2 separate regions of the Homo sapiens genome follow, and region 1 is linked to region 2. The links are chromatin loops, found by intact Hi-C in ENCODE. Cell type or tissue: PC-3. All regions are shown on one strand. Links, peaks and the distances in the headings refer to the core of each region. The heading gives the core; the rest is flanking DNA.

Region 1 (5,388 bases), core at 1-5,000, 95 kb before region 2:
GAGAGAATAACAATCACCTATATTTTAAAGCAAAACATAAATGATTTCTTTTGATAAGATCTCAACCTACAACAATCGTTGCTTTAATTTATTTTTCGGTCGTCCAATGGGTTTTGCATATCGTCGTTTTATTTGTGCAGCTTTCTCATGAAGTAGTTTTCTTCCCTTTTTCTTTGGTCTGCAGACTTGGCAAATCCACATCCCTGAATTAATATATATATGAGAAAAATATTTTAATGTTTCATTTTAAGAGAAGATATTAAATATAAGTTGTAGCTGTAATAAGCTGCTCAAGGATGCCTGTATGCTGAACTTTACTCCAAAAAATGCGTCATTCCCTTTGTCATTTTCCTTAGGAAGCCATCACTAAGGTCAATTTCCCTGGAGTGAAGGTGGTGAGGGCAGAGGTGGCCCCTCTCTCAGAATCCTTCCATGAAGCTGTTCCCAACATGTCATTAAGCCTCTCACCAACACATAAACACACATGAAAACTCGCCCCTGTCAGATATTATATCTTTTGATTTGAGGGAGACATTTTCAAATCAGTCCATTTTTGGAATTTCTAGAAGAAAAAAAAATTGTCTTATCATCTCTTTCTGGAAAGTTCCAACACTAAAAAAAAATTATCAGTATAAAATATAATTTTAAAATTTAAATAAAAGTTTTGAGTACTGCAGAACTACAATGATTCAAACTATACATCTAGCATAGAGAAATAGGTCAATGGATAAGAATGGAAAGACCAGAACAACCAAAGCCTACAGAAAAGTTTAGCATATCAAAAGGTCATATTTTAAATCAGTGGAGAAAGGATGAAATGATTCAATAAGCATGATAGAACAAATAGCTATCTATCTGGAAGAGGAATTATTTCCTATCCTTTACAAGAATAAATTCTAGACAGATGAATATTGTAATATGAAAAAATAAAATGTTATAAGTACCAGGAAAGATATGTGGATATTTATATAATCTAAGCATGACTGACATTTAAAACTGAAGCCATAAATAAAAAGATTCATGAATATGACTACACACAAAAAAAGAGCTTCTGCAAATCAGGAAGAAAAAGGTAAAAATCCCAAGAGAAAAATGATTAATGGATAAAAAGAGGTACTTTAGAAAAGATGATATACAAACAGCCAAGAATAAAACACAAGAAATGTTCAATCTGACTACTTAAAAAGAAATAATCAGACATATTTCTATTATCAAACTGGTAAAATTTTAAAAATAATAATACTCTAATCAAATCTAAGATACTGTATGATGCATCTGACTTCAAAAATATTAAAACATTAAAAAAATGTGTCTTAGACTCAAGGAGATATAGTAACGGTGAGTACTGGTCACAATACAGGAAAATAGGTATCCTTCTATACTGCTGGACAGCCTGAAAACTGATACAGCCTTTCATGTATCTAGCCTTTGATCCAACAGTTCCTCCTCTAGGAATTTATTTCAAGGAAATAATTGTGGATGGAAAAAATTGGAAACATTTGTAATATCCACCCTAAGGGACTGGTTAAATAAATTAGAGTTCATTTATATAGAGGGTTGGAAAATCAAATACCTCCAGGAAGGACCTAGATTGTATAATGTATGTGACTGAAGCAAATTGGAACGTAAGACAGCAGGGAGTAGTGAGATTGTGGCAAACTGGAGCACACACGCACCACCCAGAGGACTCAGATTCAAACTTGTAAAAATATTGTACCAACAAAGCATATCTGTGACCCATAGTTGCCAGGTTTGTAATCCCTGCTCTATACTATGGAGTTCTACATACTTATTAAAAACTATGTTTAGGAGAATATTTAATGATGTAGGGGATGCTTATAATCTATTAAGAGGGAGGAAAAAGTACATTACAAAAACATGTACAGAATGTTCCATTTCCCTTCAAAGGGTATGTGAAGGCAGAGAAGGAAATTTCCAATTCATTTTTATTTTTATTCCTTTTTTGTCTATCTGTACTTTTTAAATCTTCCACAATGTAAATTATGGATTTTATAATAAAAAGGCAAAGTTATTTTTAAATGTTTAATATATTGCAAAATGAGGGGAAAAGGCTGAGCTTAGCTGATTTACACAATAAACAGAAGAAAATCCACATTCCATCAGACACAATCAGCTATAAGATCATTCAGATGCTCGTGTTCAAAATATCAACTAATGGCCAAGAAAATGGTGATGGCTTCCTGTTGTAGGACTTTGGAGTCACTATCATCCTCAAAAATATAAAATTTGTTAAGCTCTTAACACTGTGCTGAATAATATGGAAAGTGTTCTAAACTTTTGACCTTAATAATCTAATCTTATTCTAATAGGGGAATGGTTTGGAGAGAGAGATGGTCTTTTCATCCCTGGGTCTGAATTAGAGCCTTTATTTTATATATATGTATATATATACACATATATATATGTATTTTTTTCTATGCTTTTATACTCCTCTATTCACAACCTGTGCTAAACTCAGAAGTATAGGGAAGGTGGGAGGGATGAAAAAAATGCTTAAAGAACCTGTATACCTCTGAGCTGTCAGACCTCAGGACAAAGCTAACCAATATGTAATAAAATACATTTTTAGTACAGTTTAGAAGTTCACCTTTTGGCATTCTGGAAAGTGGTGGGTCACAGCATTCCATATGAAATCCTCTATCACAGGAATCACAAAAAAGCATATTATCCTGTAATATAACATATTAGAGACTAATTGAGACTGAAACCAACTGTAAAAGGCCAAAAATTCTTTTGTTACTGGATTAACATTAATACAATATAAGGAAAGTGCACCAAGATCCTGGTTGCAGTTTGACATCATGTGTATTTAAAGCTTTAGAAAGAAAGTAGCCATACTCTATAAAAATGAAAACACCTTAACACTGGAAATTAGCGAGTTACCTGGAGGCGGATTACGGGAGCCATACTTACAGCATTTCTGCCTTGGACTCTACAGGCACTGCATGTCTTGCATTCGATGCACTGCCACCTTAAGGCCTTTACATTTGTTGTTAATTCAGGACAAAATTTCAAACAGGATGGGTGTCCTATGAGAATAAAAAGCAAATTGCTTGATGGGAATGGTGCCTTTGACTTTTTTAAACTCCCATTCCCTAATATTTAATAGATAGCTGATGAGGCTAGCCAATGAACCTTAGGAACTTGAAAATGCCAACAGATCAGAGAATCCGAATTACAGATTTTCCTTTCTGCCTTTTCCCCTTGCCTTCTTTCCCTGTATGTAACAAAATGACTGTACGAATGTTTTCCCTAAGAGAACTTAATTTATACCAATTCCAATCTGAAGCCTTTGAGAACTTGAAGATAACACAGGCTCAGGCATTCTTACTCCTGCACCTGTACTTGCCGTCTTCATCAACCACCATCTACCCAGGGGGTCCTGGTTTGCCACACACTGAGGGGAGTTGCCAAAGTTCAAACAATTCCTGCTCTCTGTGTGTGATGAAATCATAAAACTCAACAGATAACTAAATAAAAAATTGAGGCTGCTTAACATAACTACAGATGCCCTCCCCCACCCAAATCCAATAGCACACAAAGAACATCCCATTGCTGGGCTAGACAGAGGATATTCCATTGCCATCTTGCCCCTGGGTCACTGAGTTTAAACTCTGGAAGCAGGAGCAGAAAACAGTGAATTTGAGAGACAGAGTTAAGAAGCTGAGAGATCCAGGTTAAACAGGACCCACCAAGAAGTGTGGCCTCAGCAGGTTCCCCCATTTTCCTGTTTGGGGCACACTTTTCACCTAGCAGCGCTCCACACACCAGGTCTTACTGCTCACTTCACAGAGGAAAACTGGAGACCCTGAGGGGCAATGCCATTCAAAGGAGCCAGCCATGAGCCAGTGTGTAATAGATTCCTCCAAGAGGTGTGCGGAGCGTGAGCCTAGATTCTTTGGAAGGCTGTACAGTTTAAAATCTAATGGTCTTTTATCACATAAACCCGAAGAGATCTCCAAACTTGATTTTATTTTTTTAAACCTGGTCTTTAAATAGTAAGAACATTAGTAAATCCCATGTGAAAGAACTTACAACCAAGCTGCAAAGGAAACCTGAGGGGTAATAAAAAAAAGCAGATTCTGCAATTTCAAAACTGTTTTATAATTTCCTGACTTTGGCAGGCTCATTGTTTAAATATGTATTTTGGATTGCTGCCAAAAAGGTCCTCCTCCCTAAAGCTTAACAGGTGCTTCATAAAATTCCACCCACCAGGAGATTTGGCTTTTTGAAGTAAAAACATTCAAAATCAATCACCAATACCGTTAATAAAAGCACACTATTCCTGAGTTAAAAAAAAAAAACTCTAAACATCTGTATTTAAGATGTTGAGAAAATAAAATATTGTCACAGGATTATGACCTCAGGCAGGAGAGACACCCAGGCAGATGCATTTAACCTGTGACACTGTTCTTTTATGAGGCTTCTCTCATTCAAATGAATGCAAGGAAAAAGTCTGAATAGATAAAAATGGTATCAATCTCCTCTTTCTGCTCAGGAACGGCAAACAAAGACAGCTTGCTTGTCGACTTCTAAGAAGCACACTGAAGCGGGGAGGGGAGAGGTCTACTTTGATCAGAGCCCTCCCCTCTGTCCCCTTATATAGTGAGGAGGGTAAAAACTTAACTTTTAAAGAACAGCAATTTAAATTCCACCCTTAAAATGGATCCCATCAGCTTAAAAGTATACCACTTACTTCCCCCCTCTTTTTTATTACTTCCTGTAAGGCATATATCATGGGCACATATGACCTCAATTTCACGCACTGAATTTTTCTCTACATTCAAATCTGCTTTTGTACTTTGTGACTTAATATTCAGTAACTAAGGTAATTCACATCATATTACAGCTTACTATTTATTCTCACAGGTATCTTATGAAAGACAGACTTTTTAATAATTATGCAGTTTGAAAATTAGTGGATTTCAGCCATTTTCAATCAGGGGCAAGGAATATTCTTTCTCTTAATGGTTTCTCTCACTTTAAGCAATACTGTATCTCAACTACTACTATTTAAGCTACCCTATCAAATTCTAAAATCTTCAGCCTATCTTTCCTTTAGGCAGCAATCTTACCTTTATTTAGCTCAAGAGAATTGGCCATAGATCCCTTACAGTTCTAAATTTCTATGATTCTGTAAAGGATGCTGAGGGATGAAGAAATATTTCCATTTTATTTTCTCATGGCCAACTTTAAAATAACACAAAAGACCGTAACGTGTCTTGATATACTACTGCACAATCTATAGTAATTAGATAAAGGAAAGCAATGCTACTGATCAAGTAATTCCTTACCTCTGGTTTAGCGATTTCATAAACTCAACAATTTCCTCTAACACTTTAATTTTTTTTTTTTTTTTGAGACGGA
Region 2 (5,391 bases), core at 297-5,296:
CTATACCTACAAAAAGTACTCTGTAAATGAATGAGTATGAAATATTTCATAAGTCACTGACTGAACAAGTCAACCCCTTTCCTCTTTGAGTTTCTTAAGGGAACAAATAGTATCTCACTCACTGTTGCATCCCTAACAGGCAAATCTGAGATGCCCAATACATGTTTGCTAAACACAAACCATCACAGCTCCTCATAAAAATGTCTCCATTGAGCTGTGATTTAATGCCATCCCTTTCTGTGGGCTGAGAAATGCCTACTTGGACAGGGGTTTAGCATCATTCAGGGAGACTGCATTTCAATATATATATTTCTTATTTGTTTAAAATGTTTCTTTTTATACAACCAGCATGCTTTTTTTTTTTCTTTTACAATCTGGTATTTCCCTTTAGTGGGGAGGATGAAGCAGAATGGGAGGGAAGATTGCCAATGTTATTACTCTTTGATGATAACATAGGATTAGAACCCAAACATAAATTACTCCTAAATTCAGAGAGAAAAAATAAAAACAAAAAAATTATCTTTCTTCAAACTTCTATGCTTCTTTATTTGACAATAAGAATTTTATAAACCAACATCTTGTTCTTTTCTCCTTAGCATCCAGGATGTTTAGAACTAAATTATTCATTCTAGACATAGGGTTTATCTGATATTTCATCTTAATTATTTTTGATGCTTTGAAAAAAAGATTAACCTATTAAACATATTTTAACAAACTAAGCAATGTAAAATCATTTTTTTGATCCAGGCATAGTATAACCAACATCCTCAACAGCTGAAATTAAGCAGTCACTTTCTGCAGCATCAAAACTGCAATAAAGGGAGTCTCTGAGCCTACTCTGGTTCAGAAGCTGCCTACAAAACAATAAAATATTTTTTAAAACTGCAGTAAAGCCTTGAAAAAAAGTATGCATCTCCCAAATTTTGGCAAAATCAGCCCCCCTTTTCCTAAATTATTTTGATACATTTTAACAAGCTTCAACTGAGATTTTTAAATCACTGCATATTTACACATCTTTAAAAGTTTTCTTGGCTGGGTGTGGTGGCTCATGCCTGTAATCCCAGCACTTTGGGAGACGGAGGTGGGCAGATTATCTGAGGTCAGGAGTTTGACACCAGCCTGGCCAACATGGTGAAACCCTGTCTCCACTAAAAATACAAAAATTAGCCAGGCGTGGTGGCGCATGCCTGTAATCCCAGCTACTGGGAAGGCTGAGGCAGGAGAATCGCTTGAACCGGCAGGTAGAGGTTGCAGTGAGCCGAGATTGCACCATTGCGCTCCAGCCTGAGCAACAGAGCGAGACTTTTCTGAGACGGAATCTGTCCCTGACAAGGGCCAAACAAACAAAAAAAAAGTTTTCTTTATTTTATTTATTTTATTTTTGAGATGGAGTCTCACTCTGTCACTCAGGCTGGAGTGCAATGGTGCGATCTGAGCTCACTGCAGCCTCAGTCTCCCAGGTTCAAGCGATTCTCCTGCCTCAGCCTCCCGAGTAGCTGAGACTACACGCATGCGCCACCATGCCCAGCTAATTTTGTATTTTTAGTAGAGATGGAGTTTCACCATGTTGGCCAGGCTGGTGTCAAACTCCTGACCTCAGGTGATCCGACCACCTCGGCCTCCCAAAGTGCTGGGATTACAGGCATGAGCCACCACACCCAGCCAAAAGTTTTCTTTTATCAAGCATTAGACTGCCCACATTAACATACAAAACCTCAGCTCTTCATTATTTTTCTCCCAGAAACCTTCTGACTGGCTTAATTTTGTCCTGGAATAAAAGGCCTACTTAAATTGAGAAATAATTCTGTGTAACTATGAAAGCAGTAACTTCTCAAAATAAAATTTTGCCTTTCTACTTGGAGATGCCTTAGAAATAGTACTACAAAAAGCAACAACCAAAAAAATGAAGATTAGCTTCTGAAACAAATCTTTGTGAGAAAAAAAAGTAATGCCAGTCACAAAGAAAGAGCACTTATATAAAGAATCTGCCACATTCCCCACATAGGAGAGATGTGCTCCTAGAAAGTTGAAACCTATTTTTCTACTGCCATAGTTTAAAAGCCGGCAGGGGTGGGGAGTGGGGGAAGAAGGAGGGGGTGATACATTTACAATTTCAGAGCTCTTCAAATAGTAGGCAATGTTGACATGAAGTTGCAAGTGTAAATATTTGTTCCCTTCCTGGTTTATAAATTTCATGATGATAAAACTCTGTGTATAGAGCCACTAATTAAAAAGGAATCTATTTGCCTTGTAGGATGCTTGAGGTTGTATGTTTATTCAAGATGAATAAAGTGGTGCACACTAGAAAGGAACAGGAATTAGAATTTTGAACTTCATTGGTTTAACAAGTTCCTCCTGGGAATGAAAAGAGACTTCATTTGTCAAATCTGAGAAGGCTTTTCAGATGATAATTTGTGTGAAGATGCAGCAGTACATACAGTAAAAAATTATCTCCCCTGACCTTGAAAGGAAAGAAGGATGATATGTGATCAAGAAACAGCAAATTAAATGTTTGAGAAAAAGGAAGACAGGCTGGGCACAGTGGCTCATGCCTGTAATCCCAGCACTCTGGGAGGCTGAGGTGGGCAGGTCACTTGAGCTCAGGAGTTCGAGATCAGCCTGGCCGGCATGGTGAAACCTCATCTCTACTAAAAATACAAAAATTAGCCGGGTGTGGTGGCGTACATCTGTAATCCCAGCTACTTGGGTGGCTGAGGCAGGAGAATCTCGTGAACCCAAGAAGTGGAGGTTGCCATGAGCCACTGCACTCCAGCCTGGGTGACAGTGCAAGACTCCATCTCAAGGGAAAAAAAAAAAAAAAGAAAAAAAGGAAGACAATTTTCCATTACTTTGGTTTCAGGGTCACTTAACATTACCATTTAATGGTAATCTAGTAATGAGGTCCCCTCACTATTCAAGATTGCTTTAATGTGCTACACATAAGAACTAGCTAAACAAAACTGATTACTACATTACACATACAGATGACAGCCAGGATTGCTATTATTTACTTACATACTAAGTGGAATCTAGACCTTAAGCCTGAATAGCCACCACCACCACAAACAACAAGATCTTATTTTGCACTAGGAATGTTTAAAGCACTCTGTGTTTATTAGCTAATTTAATTTATCCAACATTTTGTTCTTGAAATGACTATTATCCCCAATTTATCTAATACAAAATATTTTTAAACATGTATCTCACACCCATAGAATATACAACACCAGGAGTAAACCCTAATGTAAACTATGGGCTTTGGGTGATAAGGCTGTGCAATTACAATGTGTCATCAGATGTAACAACCATTCTGGTGGGGGAGGTTGATAATGGGGAAAATTGTGCATGTGTAGGGGTAGGGAGTACATGAGAAATCTCTGCCCCTTCCACTCAATTTTGCTGTAAATCTAAAATTGCTCTTCAAAAAAAAGTCTACTTTTAAACACACAAACACACACACACATACACACACACACACACCCCACACACACCACCCACACACAAAACATAGATCTCACACAAAGAAGTAACTTCTAACCCTGCACACAGCAAGTACTCAATATTTGCTAATGGCAAGACTGGAAGTACAGGATGACTATGAAATCAACTAAGAAAGGCTGGGCATGGTGGCTCACGCTTATAATCCCAGCACTTTGGGAGGCCGAGGCAGGTGGATCACTTGAGGTCAGGAGTTTGAGACCAGCCTGGCCAACATGGTAGAAACCCTGTCTCTACTAAAACTACAAAAAATTAGCTGGGTGTGGTGGCGCATGGCTGTAATCCTGGCTACTCGGGAGACTGAGGCAGGAGAATCCCTTGAACTAGGAGGCAGAGGTTGCAGTGTGCCGAGATTGCGCCACTGCACTCCAGCCTGAGCGACAGAGCAAGACTCTGTCTCGGAAAAAGAAAAGAAAAGAAAAGAAAAATCAACTAAGAAAACAACTAAGAAACTGACAGACTTACAGCCTATCAGTCACTGAAGAAATAAACAACATATGACAACCTACAGTAACCACCCAAGTGAATTTGTCTTTTGCTTTCTTATTCCCATGGGGACTACAGGACCTCTGTGATAACATAAGTTCCTTCTACAATGATCCTGTATGTGCCTTTCCAATTTTTCATAACTTCAAGTAAGAAATACGTTCACATCATGACCTACTATACACATATGTGAATATTAAACTAAAATAGAAGTTTCATGAAACATTACTTACCCTTTTACACAAGGCATGCTATATTTTTATTCTGTTTCTCTTTTTTTTTTCTTTAATGCTGATAGGAACTCATTATGTTGATTTCACAATCAATTAATGAGAGACAATTCAGTTTGAAGAACACTGATTTCATGCCTATATTTTGGTTTTCTGGGTAGAGTAAAATTTCTGTCTGCACCTGATAACTCTAAATGAGTCATTTCATCTCCCTGAGTCTCACCTCATCTGTGAAATAAATACCTGTATTAACTACTCATAGAGTGGCTGAATTGAGGAAAAGAGAGAGGGAATAAAAAGACCTTGGGGAGAAGATTCTATTGGAATTCAGTCTGCAACCATCAGGGTGCACCAAGTGGGGAACATCTACCTCCCTCTCTCTCCCCTAAAATCTCTTCCAATCCATGAGCAAGTTCTGTTAAATATGTTCTTCAAAACATATTTCAGATCTGTCCTCATCTCTCCATCCCCACTGTCAAAACCCCAGTCTATGCCTCCATCCTCACAAAGGCCTCCTCCCAGGCTTGCCCTCCTCTACCCTTGCTCCTCTATAGCTCCCCTGGCCACACAGCAGCCTCGGTGACCTTTAAAAAGTTTTATTTTATTTATTTATTTATTTATTTATTTATTTTGCTGCTGCTCAGACTAAAGTGCAGTGGCATGATCATAGCTCACTGCAGCCTTGTATTCCTGGGCTCAAGCGATCCTCCTGCCTCAGCCTCCTGAGCAGCTGGAACCACAGGCACATGCCATCACATCTGGCTTTTTTTTTTTTTCATTTTTTGTAGAGATGGGATCTCTCTATGTTGCCCAGGCTGGTCTCCAATTCCTGGCCTCAAGCGATACTTCCACCTCAGCCTCCCAAAGCACTGAAATTATAGCCGTGAGCCACCATGCCTGGGCAAAAAAGTTTTATTTTGAAAAAATTTCAAACCTATAGAAAAGTTGCAGGAATAATTCAATAAACACCCATATGCCCTTTAAAACTGGCCACTTTTGCTTTATCTCTCTTTTGTGAATCATTTGAGAATAAGTTGTAAAGACCATGATCATTCACCCCGCTTAAGAACAAGGTCATTCTCTTCATTTCCATAATGTATTATCAGACTTAGGACACTTAACATTGATATAAGAGTATCATCTAACAGTCAGTACATATTCCAAATTTGCCAGTTTT

What was found. A loop is a pair of places that touch in the nucleus more often than their neighbours do. Peaks named below come from ENCODE experiments on the same cell type or tissue, not always from the same donor. Only the 100,000 strongest peaks of a DNase experiment are listed, where the experiment ranks them.
Region 1: it touches region 2 in a loop (2.7-fold over the local background); 1 of 110 quality-filtered maps calls a loop at or near these places.

What each region holds. Positions count from the first base shown.
Region 1 is chr10:74,967,322-74,972,709 of GRCh38, reverse strand. It overlaps KAT6B (lysine acetyltransferase 6B), which reads right to left. Exons shown (of 18, transcript NM_012330.4): 5 at 2,935-3,050; 6 at 2,609-2,690; 7 at 71-203. Among named protein-coding and RNA genes, the nearest start is that of SNORD172, 52 kb to the left of the region's middle. In PC-3, for the core only: a CTCF peak has its summit at 2,987; a DNase peak (open chromatin) is centred at 4,179; H3K4me3 peaks cover 1,317 bases; H3K27ac peaks cover 1,302 bases.
Region 2 is chr10:74,872,905-74,878,295 of GRCh38, reverse strand. All of the region lies in intron 3 of KAT6B (lysine acetyltransferase 6B), which reads right to left. Among named protein-coding and RNA genes, the nearest start is that of KAT6B, 49 kb to the right of the region's middle. In PC-3, for the core only: no CTCF peak of the experiment used is centred there; a DNase peak (open chromatin) is centred at 2,215; H3K4me3 peaks cover 400 bases; H3K27ac peaks cover 1,505 bases.